Regions from separate parts of the Homo sapiens genome. Here regions 1 and 2 are each linked to region 3. A link is a contact called in ENCODE Hi-C or POLR2A ChIA-PET data. All regions are on one chromosome and are shown on one strand. The core of a region is the stretch at or near the end of the contact, and the rest is flanking DNA. Distances in the headings are between cores, read along the strand shown.

The links. A loop is a pair of places that touch in the nucleus more often than their neighbours do. ChIA-PET counts read pairs that join two places held with the same protein, here RNA polymerase II (POLR2A). Pooled maps may share reads with other maps.
Region 1: a map of CD8-positive, alpha-beta T cell shows a loop between it and region 3 (17-fold over the local background). The contact joins the promoter of ZNF485 here to the promoter of ZNF33B in region 3. A Hi-C loop is called at or near these places in 2 of 168 maps with a recorded cell type or tissue (CD8-positive, alpha-beta T cell and naive thymus-derived CD4-positive, alpha-beta T cell), 10 of 37 single-sample maps with no recorded cell type and 12 of 50 pooled maps.
Region 2: a map of B cell shows a loop between it and region 3 (12-fold over the local background). The contact joins the promoter of HNRNPF here to the promoter of ZNF33B in region 3. A Hi-C loop is called at or near these places in 7 of 168 maps with a recorded cell type or tissue (B cell, CD4-positive, alpha-beta memory T cell, CD8-positive, alpha-beta T cell and 3 more), 15 of 37 single-sample maps with no recorded cell type and 19 of 50 pooled maps. POLR2A ChIA-PET finds 5 or more read pairs at or near these places in 3 of 52 experiments (MCF 10A, T-cell and activated B cell).

The regions. Positions count from the first base shown.
Region 1 is chr10:43,603,393-43,608,376 of GRCh38, forward strand. ZNF485 (zinc finger protein 485) reads left to right here and starts at 3,046. Exons shown (of 5, transcript NM_145312.4): 1 at 3,046-3,154; 2 at 3,605-3,682. The coding sequence starts at 3,659. It also overlaps the pseudogene CAP1P2. RefSeq lists an enhancer at 2,752-2,801 and a silencer at 3,082-3,361.
Region 2 is chr10:43,407,810-43,412,258 of GRCh38, forward strand. It overlaps HNRNPF (heterogeneous nuclear ribonucleoprotein F), which reads right to left and starts at 1,377. Exons shown (of 4, transcript NM_001098204.2): 1 at 1,322-1,377. RefSeq lists enhancers at 87-136, 104-707, 147-486, 1,217-1,276 and silencers at 997-1,116, 1,567-1,796.
Region 3 is chr10:42,635,552-42,640,414 of GRCh38, forward strand. It overlaps ZNF33B (zinc finger protein 33B), which reads right to left and starts at 3,019. Exons shown (of 5, transcript NM_006955.3): 1 at 2,923-3,019; 2 at 1,369-1,421. The coding sequence starts at 1,377. LOC105378268 (a long non-coding RNA gene) reads left to right here and starts at 2,754. Exons shown (of 2, transcript XR_945898.3): 1 at 2,754-3,002. RefSeq lists enhancers at 1,781-2,649, 2,309-2,578 and a silencer at 2,769-2,938.

The DNA of each region.
Region 1 (4,984 bases), core at 1,796-4,295, 970 kb after region 3:
TTCCTGGAGTTAATAAATAGAAACATATGTTTTTCCTAGAAAATAATACATTTGTTAAAACAGATTCAACCTACTTTCATTTTCTATGTCAGCAAATAGTGAGGAAATAATGTTTTTAGTGTTCTAGGTGATGTACTTTTCTAACATGCTTTTTATTTGTATGAAATAAAAACAGGATTATTTGGAAACAAATAGCTATCCAAAGGCACATAAAATATGTCTCTCATACTTTCCGTATCAGTTTCTGGTGGCAGATGTCAACCTAAGCAGTACATTAGAACCACTTGGGGGCTTTAAAAAATCCGAATGCCAGGACCACACTTAGGGCAATTAATTCAGAATCTCTGAAGCTGGGACCCAGGTACCTTCACTTTGCTTTTTTTTTTTTTTGGTATTTATTTCATTCTATTTTCTGTATAACTTTAAGTACATAAAGATTTATTTCCACAGGATCAGGAAATGGGTAGAAATCACAGGACAATCTCTCTTCCCACCAAAAAAGTTGCGTATTTTGGTAAGTGTTTGTCCTAGAGGGAAAAAACTGAAATTTACATTAGCAGTGCTGTGCAAGATTCTTACATAAATCAAGACCTAAAAGCAGCTTGCAGTGGAGGTTTTGGTCCCCTGTTCAGGTGCTTGGACAGAAGCCATAAGCTGGTGAGTGTGACAGGGAAAAGGAGGCAGTGAAGACAGGTGACAGGCACCTAGCAGGGAAGGAGGATTCAGGAATACCAGACTCCTTGGAATGGAGTGTTGTTTTTCCTTTTTTTTTTTTTCATCTCTGTAGGAAGGTGCTGGGCAGGGATCCCAGAGAAAGAAAGGGTTGAATACTCCTTTAACTGCCCTGGATGAAGGGCACTGCTACAGCAGCTAGTACCGGAGACTCTCCTATCTCATGGTTGAGGCAGACCCAGGATAGAATAGTGAATAAAAGGAATGCTTATAGGAAACAATTTTGCGTGGAATGCTAGATGGCCAAGCCTCAGCCTTTGGTCCAGTGCAATCCTTGCCTCACTTGTCAATAGTGAAAAATTAGTTTGGTTAGAAGAACCATCTGGAAACACACCAGCTTCTGCTACCTTCATGCTCATTGTCAGAAAAAGATTAACCAGTGTGAACGTTCTGATCTGTTAATTCCTGGGACTGTTTTCTTCCCAGTGGACTGTTTGTTGGTAGAATAACCCCCAAAGCTCAAAGCTAAAATGCATCATTAGTCCTCGTCGGCAGTTGAGCTGATTTGGAAAAGCTGCACCTTCCTGCAGAAGATCAACTGACCTGCTATCCCACTGCACATCTGAGGTATATTTCAGTGAAGGCAGGTAGCTGTGCTTTTCAGAGCAGAGAAGCAGTTTTAAGAGCAGAAAGGTAGAGGAAATCTAGAAAAGAACCGTCTTGATACAGATTTATCCCATGGTGTGAAGGGAGGGCAAAGAACCCAGTGGCACTTCGCTTATCCAGCAATTTCTGTCACTGTGGCGACAAACTTCTGCCCATTCCAGAGGGTCTTGAACTGCTCAGGAACTGGGAATTCATTAAAGTCACCGCCTTCTGTAGGAATGAGGACATTCATCTCAGAAGATTTGGCACTGGCTATTTCACAATCCAGGGAATTCTTGCTCAGGTAAGCATGGCAGCCATCTGTTTTGTTGATGGAAATGGTTGGCACTTTACTCATCACCTGAACTTTGACATCCCTACTGTTGATTATCTCCACAATGCCCACCATATCATCGAATACCAGACCAAGTTTCTTACAATTATCTACTGTAATGGAGTTAATTTTGCCCTTGATTTGCAACATCGTGTTGACACACTTGTATATGTAAGCCGCCTGTTTCAGCTCTGTGTCATCAATCACCAGATTGGAAACATTTTCCTGATTTTCCACTCTCCACTTCTTGCCCTCCAGTTCAAGTACAGCTGGCTCCTTCTTTGTGGCTGGTTTGGGGTTTAGGTGCAGAGAATGGCTTGGGGCCACTGCGTACTGGACCACTCTGAGCCTTCAGGGTAGGGTTCTTGTGAGTCTTCATGTCATCAGATACACGTTTCAGGGCATGTGTGATGCTCTCCCCCTGATTAATCTGCGCAAACAGTGCTGAGAGGGAAGCGGACTCATCTGAGCCTGAACTGACAGAGACTAGTGGAGGAGGGGGGCCTGGTGGTGGGGGAGGAGTAGCTGATCCAGCAGAGGGTCCAGATGGCAGTCCACTCAGTTCTTTTGTCACAGGCCCCGTTTTGCTCCAGGCAGTCCGGTGGTATGGAACTCCTTAATGTAAGCCTGCAGCTCTGTGCATATACTTAAATAAGCTTTGACTCAGTCTACATGCTTCTTATCCACATCTTTGTACTCTTTAAGGACTCAGTTTGTATAAAACACAGCAGCATGATTCATTTCTTTCACATAAGGGCCAGGATTGGGAGCCATAGCCACCCAGCCTAGGGCCTGGATACTTTCACTGACAGCTGACAGCTGATTAAACAACTTGCTGCCTCGGTTCTTCTCCCAAAAGGTTATCACTTCTTTGATCTGCTCTGAGATAGGTGCCAACAGATCGGAAAGCTTATTACCTGCCGGCTATTGACACTGAGAAGCTGTAACCAAGAGAGCTCACTCCAACTTCAAAACTGTGTGTACCATCTCCACATCTTTCTGCACGTCTTCCCCAATCTCTTTACTGATCTTCAAGTACTCTGCCACAGGGCAGGCAAGCAGCGAGTCAAATGCCTGCGCATATGGAGCTGCTCCTGCTTTTGAAGGACTATCTCCATATCCACGGTGCATGTCAGAGGTATGGGATACTGCCTCCAGGCGGCCCACTGCCCTGTCCAATTTTTTACCAGATTTTGCATGTCAGTCATAATGTATCACCTCCCGACTGCGATCAGCCGCTCTCCACTTCCCGCACCTTCACTTTTCAAAGATTCCCAGGTGATGCCAACCTGCTCTGCGGATGGAGCCCCTAAGACCCCAAGCGGCCCAGACTACGTTTCCCAGAGGCCTCCGCGGCCTCAGCCACTTCCGCTTCCGGTCCAGCCTGTCTCCGCGTGGTGCGAGCGCTGCACCAGCCCCTGGCTGGTGGTTACTGTCCGAACGGCGTGGTGTGGTCGCTGACTCTCTGGGCGTGCAGCTCCGCAGCCCTGCCGGCTCGGTTCGGTTCGTGAGCGGCCGGGGTCAGGCTGGGTCCCTGAAGCCTCGAGCCCCTGGCGGGTGCTCCCCGCCTTTCCCAGGGGCGGGTCGAGGGGCGAGCCGGGGTGGGAGGGGAAGGCGGCGGTGGGCAGTGCCCACCCGCAGTGGCTGCGCCGTGTGGAGCGACCGCTCGAGGCTGGTGCATCACAGAGCGCTCCAGCCTTGCGCCCCGGCCGACAGATTGGGCCACTGACAAGGCCGTCCCCCGGTGCTGCCAAAAGTGTTTGGCGTGGAGCTGGCTGCAGTCCAGGCCGGATCCCAGCAGCCGTTCCCTTTCCTTTCTTCCCGAGCGTACCCACCTGGACCTGTCTGCCCACCTGTGGAGGGAACGGGCGGGCGGGGACCTGGTCTAGAGGGCAGATTCTAGCTAGGCTAGGGCACGGAGGGACTTCCTCAATTTCCTCTCTTCTTTCCCAGATTGACTTACGCAGGATTCTCAGCCCTTGCCTGGGAGAACAGTTCAGGAGACAGATGGCCCCAAGAGCCCAGATCCAGGCAAGTTTGATTTTTCCATTTCTTGAGAAACCACGTGTTTCAGCGAGGTGGGGTTTATGCCTCTTGCCCGGACAATGCCCTGCCCTGTGTGTGGACAAAGCTACCCGAACCAATCCTGGATGGGTCCCGCGATTTCCGTCCTGTCTACCCATTACGTAGTCATTCACCAAGTAGATTATTGCTACCCATGTTTTCTAGAGTGCTAGAAACAGAAAAGTGCTTTGCAAACTGGCAGACGATGAAAAAAATACACGTTAGCATGTAAAGACGTAGGCCATAAAGACATAGGGTGATAGCAGTGCTCTCTTGACCTTTAGTGTGTGGTAGGGTGGGAGGGGTGGAGTAGTGGGCGCCTTAGTTCTTCCTGAAGAATAAATGAGATTTGCATAATTGCAGAGGATACTAGGGGAAAGCGCTGCCTGAATGAAGTCATTATGGCGGGACCATGAACAAACTGGTCTGAGAAAGTTGGAAACATTCATGGTCTAGAATCCCAGACTGGAGTTTGCTTTTATCCTGGAGAAAACTAGGTTTTGAAGGATTTTGAGAAGCTGATTAAATAATTGGTATTTTGAAAGGAAGTGATAAACATTTGAGTGTCTATTATACAAATAAAATTAAAAAAATTAAAGATCACCTACATTTCTACTGCTCTAAGTCAAGTAATTTCATTTGAAACACACTTTTCATTTTTTTAAGGCTTACTCATTTTTTCTTTTAGTATTTCATAGCCATTCCAATTTGTTCTAGTTTCATTACCACTTTTTGTGGCTTCCTTTTATACTGTGCCTTCAACCAGCCCTGGGACCTTGAGCAAGTTCTTCCAACTCTCTGAACCTTTGTGTCTTTAGCTACGAAATAGATTTTACTTTATATAGTTACGGCAGAAATTTAGAGAGATGATATGTATCTCAGGGTTTAGCACCGTGGCTGGTACATAGTAAGTTGTTACTCTTATGAAAAGCAATTTTTTTTTCTTTTTTAAAAATATTCTGCCCCAGAGTCAGATCATACTCCCTGTAAATTCTCGGATAAAGCTAATCACTTTCCATGTCTTTTCAAAGTTTCTATTCATTTGTTGATTGAATAAAGCTTGAACACTTCTGTGTCAGGCAGTGTTTTTGACTGGGAGGCAGCAGTGACCCACACTGTCCCCCTGGAGCTCACATTAGAGAGGATGCTGACAGTCAGTGCAAACCTCTCCTGCCAGGTGGTGAGAAATCCTGTGAAGAAAAGTGAAATGGGTTTCGAGACTGAGTGGCAGAGGATGGGGTGGAGAAATAGAAGACCTTTTTGATGAGG
Region 2 (4,449 bases), core at 127-2,626, 770 kb after region 3:
ACGGGAACCGGGCGTGGGAGGAGGGCGGAGCCAACTCCCCACAAGGAAGTCTTGTGCAACTCTCAGGCGCCTGCAGCCACGTGAGCGCGCGGCTTTCATTTTACTCAGGTATTATTACTATTATTACTTCTTTTGAGACAAGGTCTCATTTCCGTCGCCCGGCTGGAATGCAGTGGCACAATCACTGTCACTGCAGCCTCGACCTCAGAGCAAGCGACCCTCCCGCCTCAGCCTCCCGAGTAGCTGGGACAACAGGCGCGCGCCACCACACGTGGCTAATTTTTTTTTCTTTACTTTTCAGTAGAGACAGTCTATGTTGCCCAGGCTTGTCGGGAACTCCTGGGCTCAAGAGATCCTCCCGGCTGGGCCTCCCACTGCGCCAGGCCTGTTCTCACTTTCAGAGCCCTCCGGCAGTCGCCAGCTCCCCGCCAGGGGGCCGGACTAACGCACCCGGCCGTCCGTGCCTTCCCCGCGCTTTCCTGACTCCAAAATCTCAGCCCGCGGTGCTCACCGCGTGGGACCACTGTCTGGGCGTGCGGCTCTCGACCTCCGACGCTGCGTCTCCCGATCCCAGTGGGTCCAGTTCTTGCCGGTCCCACGTACGGGCCCCTCGACCTCGAATCCCGTCACCCAAATCTCAGCGCCACGGCCCCTCATTATGTGCAGTCCTCGCTCGGTCCCAGGTTTGCGGCGCTTAAACTCAGATCGCTCTTCCCTGATCCCAAATCCCAGCCCCAGCCCAACGATCCCCACCCCAATAGGCCCAGTCCCCAGGTAGTCCGGGTACGGGGCCCTGGACTTCGGATAGTCTCCCTAATCTCAAATCCCACCCCCCGTCCCCACCCCCAGGGGGACCCGGTCCCCGCTAGGTCCCGGGTGTGCGGCCTTCGACCTCGGAGACTTCGGCCGCCCCTCACCTCGGCCTCCGAGTCTCTACACTCCCGCTCTCATATCAGGCACCCCGGTGGTCCCTTGGAGCACCTAGAGGAGGGTGGGACGCGGGGAACTTGGCAGTTGTAGCAGAGGCAGTTGAGGCTTGTTGACCATCACCATGGAAACCCCCGCCTGCGAGCACGGGGCGGAGCCTACGAGGGGCGGGGTCAGGCGCGCTGCCGGCCCCAATCCTCAGCGCCTGCCCGTCGAGCGCACGCGGCTTTGCCGGAAGCCCTCCTGCTCCCGGCGAGCCAGGCCCCGACTAGGCCCTACTGCCCGGCTCAGCCCTTTGCCCTGGACACCAGGAAACAGAAGCCCAAGGAGCCCGCGTCCCCACCCCCTGCTACCTGCCGGCGTGACAGCGATTCGGTGGCCCCCCGAACCCCACCTTGAGGAAGACGCGGCGCAGTCCTGCTTCCACGACGGAGCCGGAAGGACGCAAGGACCGCGGCAGGGCGGAGTTTCTGCGTCCGGCGTCCGGGGGCGGGGCCGCGACGGCGCATTGTGACGCGCCAGAGCTGAGCCGCCGGTTGGCCGGCTGGGCGCGGAGCAGAGCCGACACGGCTGGCGGGGGAGGCGGTGGAGGCGGACAAGCGAGGACGTTTCTGGAGAGGAGAAGGGAGGGGAGGGGAGGGGATAGGGGGAGGGGGAGGAGGAGGAGGGAGTGGAGCGGCGGGAAAGATCCCTCTGACTGCCCCTGAGGCCCTGGAGGAAGGACACTGGTGAGCCCCGCAGGACACTGAAATGTGCGCCGAAAGGACGCCTGATGGAAGACTAGGATGGGAAAAGGAAATGAGAGCCGATGGCAGGGCGTGGTGGCGCAAGCCTGTGGTCCCAGTAATTTGGGAGGCTAAGGCGGGAGAATCGCTTGAGCCCGGGAGGTCGAGGCTGCAGTGATCCGTGACTGCTCCATTGCGTCCAGCCTGGGCGACAGAGCGAGGCGCTGTCTCAAAAAATAAAATAAGGAAAGTAGTACACTGAAGGCCGGGCGCGGTGGCTCACGCCTGTAATCCCACCACTTTGGGAGGCCGAGGCGGACGGATCAGGCGGTCGGGAAATCGAGACCATCCTGGCCAACATAGTGAAACCCCTACTAAAATACAAAAAAATTAGCCAGGCGTGGTGGCGCGCGCTTGTAGTCCCAGCCACTCGGGTGGCTGAGGCAGGGGAATCGCTTGAACCCGGGAGGCGGAGCTTGCGTGAGCCGAGATCGCGCCACTGCACTCCAGCCTAGCGACAGAGCGAGACTACGTCTCAAAGAAAAAAAAAAAAAAAAGGTACACTGAGTACTCCGGAGACCGCCTAAAGGGGTCTCAGAGCAGGGCGTTAGGAGGGATTTGTCAGGTTGAAGTTGCTCAGGTGATAAATTCCGTGGTGTGAGAAGCCCCCAAACCTCAGAATGTAACTCAGACCCAGGTCGAGGGCAAGATTTTCAGTCACAGAGCACCTGAACACACAGATTTGGTGGCTAATGGCTAAGCCAGGGACAGATTTTCTTTCTTTTCTTTTTTTTTTTGATGTATTGTAGGGCTAATAATTGTAACCATTTTATTTTGGTGGATCTTCTTCATGAAGAGATGATGTCAAGGCACTCATCACAGGTTAAGCTGAACATTGTTACTATTGTTATTATTTCCAGACTGAGTATCGCCCTGTCATTCAGGCGGGAGTGCAGTGGTACAATCACGGCTCACTGCAGCCTCGACCTCCTGGGCTCAAGCGATCCTCCTGCCTCAACCTCCTGAGTAGCACCACCACTCTCGGCTAAATTTTGTATTTTTTGTAGAGGCGAGGTTTCGCTGTGTTGCCCGGGCTGGTCGGGAACTCCTGGACTCAAGCCATCCGCCCACCTACGCCTCCCAGAGTGTTGGGATTACTGGATTGAGCCACGCATCTGGCTGAACGTTATTTTTTAAATCACCAGAGAAAGTAAAGGAGTGCTCAAAATAGTGTCAGATGATGAGTGGGATGATTGTGATGAAGGAAGGAGTTTGTTAAAAGAAAAAGCTAGTTCCAAGAAAGAGAATGGAAAGAGTAAAGCAGGAGCTGTCAGAATAGGTAAAAATGTCCAAAGAGAAAACTGCATAATTTGAGGCAAAATTACAGAAAATAGTTCCTGCAAAAATCAGATAGGTATTCAGCATCATAGGAAAGGGGCGAAAATCAGATAGGTAGGTATTCTTAAGAAGTTGTGGCCGGCCGGGCGCGGTGGCTCGCGCCTGTAATCCCAAGACTTTGGGAGGCCGAGGTGGGTGGATCACCTGAGGTTAGGCGTTTGAGACCAGCCTGGGCAACATGGCGAAACCCTGTCTCTACTAAAAATACAAAAAAAAATTAGCCGGGCGTGTTGGCGCGTACCTGTAGTCCCATCTACCCTGGAGGCTGAGGCAGGAGAATCGCTTGAATCCAGGAGGTGATGGTTGCAGTGAGCCGAGATTGCACCATTGCCCTCCAGCCTGGGTAACAAGAGCGAAACTCTGTCTCAAAAAAAAAAAAAAAGTCATACAGTGACTGCATCACAGCTCATGCTGTAGAAAGATGTTTCTGGAGAGAAAAATTCAAGTAGCCAATTTAAATCGAATATTAGGAAAATTAAACCAAAAGGGCTCACGCCTGTAATCCTAGCACTTTGGGAAGCCGAGTCAGGCGGATTACCTGAGGTCAGGAGTTCAAGACCATCCTGGCCAACATGGTGAAACCCTGTCTCTACTAAAAATACAAAAATTAGCCGGGCGTGGTGGCACATGCCTGTAATCTCAGCTACTCAGGAGGGTGAGGCAGGAGAATTGCTTGAGCCCAGGAGATGGAGGTTGCAGTGAGCCAAGATTTTGCCACTGCACTCTAGCCTGGCCGACAGAGCAAGACTCTGTCTCAAAAAAAAAAAAAGAAAGAAAATTAAACCAAAAGACTAGTAATGCTTCAGAAATTAGGGACTGTTAAACCAGCTGCAAGAAGATATATTCATGCAATCTTTGTATTAAGAGTCTCTCTGGCTGGGTGCGGTGACTCAGACCTGTAATCCCAGCACTTTGGGAGGCCAAGGCCAGTGGATTGCTTGAGCCCTGGAGTTCAAGACCAGCCTGGGGAACATAGTGAGACCCAGTCTGTATTTTAAAAGTTAAAAAAAAAAAAAAGCCTCTAAGCTAAGTGGACCTTTGATCCCCTCACTCAAATTTGACAGTTCTCCATTATTCATAAATGAGGTAATAGTTGTTGGAGACGGTCTTCTCTGAATGCAAGACTAGTACTTTGGCCTGATTATAGAACTTCCTGCCGTCCTAAGGAGTCATCCCAGGTGTCCACTATATCTTTTTCAGCATTGAGTACCAGCACAGTCACATGTAGGCTTTATCCCACAGTGAAGACTTGGCATCACTCAGAATGATGCCACAGGTCCTAGGCCTTTTCCACACTGGGCTCACTTCACCAACTCGCAAATGCTCATCCACACCTGGTCCACCTGGACTACCTCCTTATCTGTAGCCCTTTCACCTCTGTGTCCATAGAAATGTCTTA
Region 3 (4,863 bases), core at 1,769-4,268:
ATGTAATCCCAGCACTTTGGGAGGCCGAGGCAGGCAGATCATGAAGTCAGGAGACTGAGACCAGCCTGGCCAACATGGTGAAACCCTGTCTCTACTAAAAATACAAAAATTAGCTGGGCATGGTGGCGCATGCCTATAATTCCAGCTACTTGGGAGGCTGAGGCAGGAGAATCACTTGAACCAGGGAATCGGAGGTTGCAGTGAGCCGAGATTGCATCACTGTGCTACAGCCTGGCGACAGAGCAAGACTCTGTATCCAAAAAAAAAAAAAAAAATTAAAATACACTTTAATTTATTGGCCGGGCACAGTGGCTCACGCCTGTAATCCCAGCACTTTGGGAGGCCGAGGAGGGCAGATCACGACGTCAAGATATCGAGATCATCCTGGCCAACATGGTGAAACCCCGTCTCTACTAAATCTACAAAAATTAGCCAGGTATGGTGGTGCACGCCTGTAGTCCCAGCTACTCGGGAGGCTGAGGCAAGAGAATTGCTTGAACCCAGGAGGCAGAAGTTTCAGTGAGCCAAGATCGTGCCACTGTACTCCAGCCAGGCAACAGAGCGAGACTCTGTCTCAAAAAAATAAAAAAATAAAAAATTTAAAATTAAAATACATTTTAACTTACTGATCAAACAGTACATCCAAAAGAAAATTGGAACCTGTATAAAATAAAAATTAAAAAAGCAGTTTGACTCAATAGGCTGCACTCATTTCAGGGCTAACACTGGAAGGTTATTCACTATGGGTCCCTATGTTATAACCAAAAAAGGTATCTGCCAGGAAGTCTTTGTGTCTTCAGAGGAGTCAGTTTGTCTGTATCCATATCCAGTGTCTTCCTTTCTGCCATGGTTGTTGGAAACATAAGAAACACATGAAGCTCAACTTATTGACTCTAACTTGGCCCTGCTATTGATCTGTTACTTTATATTTTCTGGGAAGTTCAATTTTTATCTATTACTAATTTCTCATCTTAACATATTGACTCTTGGCCAGGCACGGTGGCTCACACTTGTAATCCCAACACTTTGGGAGGCCGAGGCGGGCGGATTGCCTGAGCTCAGGAGTTTGCGACCAGCCAGGGCAACACGGTGAACACATCTCTATTAAAATGCAAAAAATTAGCCAGGCGTGGCGGCCTGCGCCTGTAGTCCCAGCCAATCGGGAGGCTGAGGCAGGTGAATTGCTTGAACCCAGGAGGCAGAGGTTGCAAGGTTGCAGTGAACAGAGATGGAGACACTGCGCTCCAGCCTGGGCGACAGAGCGAGACTCCATGTCACAAACAAAACAAAACAAAAAAACCATACTGACTCTTACAAATCTCACAAAGTCCACCGCAAAATAAAGTAGGGAATTAATAAACAACTTACCTTGTTCATTTTGTTCTGTTCTTGGAAAGACGGAGACAACTCTGAAGATACAGCTGAGTTGGAAAAAGAGGAATGGGGTCATGAAAGATTTGGCCTGCCTGGCAACTCCCGGATTCTTCTGCCCTAAGAAGCCATACACACCCACTAGGTAAAATGCTCCGTCTGGGAGAATATCAATGTCCTCTGACACTTCGGAATAGGGGGTAGAAATGGTGAAAGAACACCCTAATACAACTCCAACATAACCATGTAGCTCTTGGGCACAAGATTTTTCATCAGGTGAAAGTAAATATTTGCTTCCTAAGGATTTCAATCTCCCTCAGTCTTCACAAAAAATGTATAATGACAATATTGGCCAAACAAGTTAACAATACATTTAATGAAAAAACATTAACACTAAAACCATTGTAAAGAATAGGACTAGGCTATCGATTTTCCCAGTAATGTTACTTAACCTCTGATGAGTTAGTCCACAGAAAACCATAAGCGTCAGTGCTTCAAAGAAAAAATCCGTTTTAATTTCTTCATCTAACTTTGTTGCTATTTCTCAAAAGGATGTTTTAAACTTGCTTTGATGTGTGTAGAAAAGTAGTACTGGCTTAGGGGTCAGGAGAAGTGACTTTTAGTTCTCCCTACTAACAAACTTTGATCCTGAACAAGTCAGTAACCTTGACAAACAAAAAACAAAAAAATTATTTTTTCTTCTAACAAATGAGGCAAAATTAGGTAATTCTGGTTTTTTGTTTGTTTGTTTGTTTTTGAGACGGAGTTTCGTTCTTGTTGCCCAGTCTGGAGTGCAATGGTGCAATCTCAGCTACCTGCAACCTCCGCCTCCCGGGTTCAAGCATTTCTCTGCCTCAGTAGCTGGGATTACAGTCATAGGCCACCACGCATGGCTACTTTTAGTATTTTTAGTAGAGACGGGGATTTGCCATGTTGGTCAGGCTGGTCTCGAATTCCTGACCTCAGGTGATCCACCCTCCTCGGCCTCCCAAAGTGCAGGATTACAGGAGAGAGCCACCGCGCTAGGCCAAAATTATGTAATTCTTGAAGATCCTTCCTGAGTGCAAGATCAAGTTAGGACAGAGGAACAGCAAATAACAAGATGGGGTGATGGACATGACTGGAGGGCAGTTCGAAACCTAAAGAGGATGAACGCAGAACGGGCAACAGAGTCCGTATGTCGGGCGGGCGACTGCACCCGCCCTTTCCTACCCAGGTAGGGCCGCGCCCTAGCACATGGGCGTAAACACGCTCAACCAGAGAACTGCCCCTCCCGCAAGGCTCAGCGCTCGGACCGCGCAAGCGCACATGCCCTCCTCCGCGGCCCCTACAAACAGGGCAACGCACAGGGCGTAGCCCGCTCCCTACAGAGGCTGCGCCTTAGAGGAACTGGCGTAGCGTCCTGGTAGACATGCTGCAGCCCCGCCGTCCCCGGCTTCTCCGTGAGGTCCCCGGGACTCCTCGCCACCACCTGGCACTGGCCCCCGGCTGCCTGCTCCTGGAGTCGCGCGGGGCCCCCTCTCCGTCCCTGCCCAACCCGCGGAGGCTTACCTCACTCTCTCTTCGGGTTGCATTCGCCATAAGAGAGCCGGTAGACCCCTGAAATCCCGGGACCGCCTCCCACGCAAAACGTGAGACAAACAAAAGGAAAGGCGGAAACGCAGAAACGCAGAGGTAGCCAGTGGATGAGGCATGCGCAGAGCCCACGCTCAAAGCCTGGCGCTGTTGGCGCCCAACCTGGAAACTACCTTTCCCGTGAGGACGCGAGAGCAGCCCTTCGGGATTGGCAGAGAGGTGCCCCGCTAGGCAGTGGACAGATGCGGTCTGAGTTGGTGTGGGAACTGCCCGCAGCCCTGGCTCTCCCGGGGCGACCCAAAGGGATGCACTGCAGGGGAGGTCTGTGTGCAGCAAGTGTGCAGGTTAGACACAGACGCCTCAAGGAAAGGACAGCTGTGTGTCAGTTTCACTTTAAATGTTAGGAAGTAGATCTTATTGATACAGTTTAAAAGACTTTGACACTATCAGCGATTCTTTGAGAGCAGGGATGGGGGGGATGGGGGAGGTGCCACAGGAAAGCTACTTCATCAAAATCGTTAACGCAATAAACGGAAATTGAAAAGTCAGAAAATAGACATAATCCGAAAGAAGAAAATAAATGTCACATGATTTCCCCTGTGACATTAAAATTGCTTGACTAAATGGAAATACATTTAGTCTATCTGTACCTTTCTTAGGAAGACAAAATTCCTAAAAGAATATCAACAAATTTTTTTATGTATTTTTTCTCTTTGATCTTTAGTGTATTGTGTACTTTACAAAAGCATTGTCAACTTTATCCAGAGTAAGTAAAAAACTAAATGAACAGCCATTATACGTTTTAAAAAGCTTGAAAAAATGCCTGAGAAATATCTATATCTATCTATATATATAATATTGCTCTATTCAAAGTAGTTTGGCACCTGCTCCATGGAAATAAGACACCATGATTGAGAGTATTCTTTAATGTGTAGTAAATACAGCATTTCAAAACAGTGAGGGAAAGAATGGAGTATTCCAAAGAGCATGTCATTCCTAACAATTTGGAATATAGAGATATATATAGATCACACGTGATAAAATTCACATGTATACAGTATTGAAACATTTAAACGAGTATAAATTTTTGAAAATTGACATGTGGGCCAGGCACAGTGGCCCACACCTGTAATCCCAGCAGTTTGGGAGGTGGAGGCAGGAGGACCACTTGATCCTTAGAGTCCAAGACCAGCCTGGGCGTTATAGTGGGACCCCTGTCTCTACAAAAAATTAAAAATAACAATTAGCTGGGCATGTAGGCAGGCGCCTGTGATCCCAGCTACTCAGGAGGCTGAGGTTGGACGATCACTTGAGCCCCAGGTTGCAGTAAGCCATCATGGCACCACTGCACTCCAGCCTGGGTGACAAAGTGAGACTTTGTCTCAAAAAAAACCAAAAAGGGATGTGATACCAAAGACAGAAACTATAAATTTAATATCAGTTACATTTTATAATAGAGAAAAATAAGCAGCTCCATTCCAGCAAAACTTTTTAAGTCCATTATGAGAATTGAAAGAAATGCAAATATGGCCGGGCATGGCAGCTCACGCCTGTAGTCCCAGCATTTTGGGAGGCTGAGGCGGGCAGATCATGAGGTCAAGACATTGAGAACATCCTGCCCAAAATGGTGAAACCCCTTCTGTACTAAAAATACAAAAATTAGCTGGACGTGGTGGTGCGCACCTGTAGTCCCAGCTAGTCAGGAGGCTGAGGCAGGAGAATCGCTTGAACCCGGGAGGTGGAGGTTGCAGTGAGCCAAGATCGCACTACTACACTCCAGCCTGGTGACAGAGTGAGACTGCATCTCAAAAAAGAAAAAAAGAAAAAAGGAAATGCAAATATTTGAGTAAAAATATGTGAAACATATTGAAATTTACATTTTTAAATTTATGCTTTATATACTGAAAAGTTCACTTT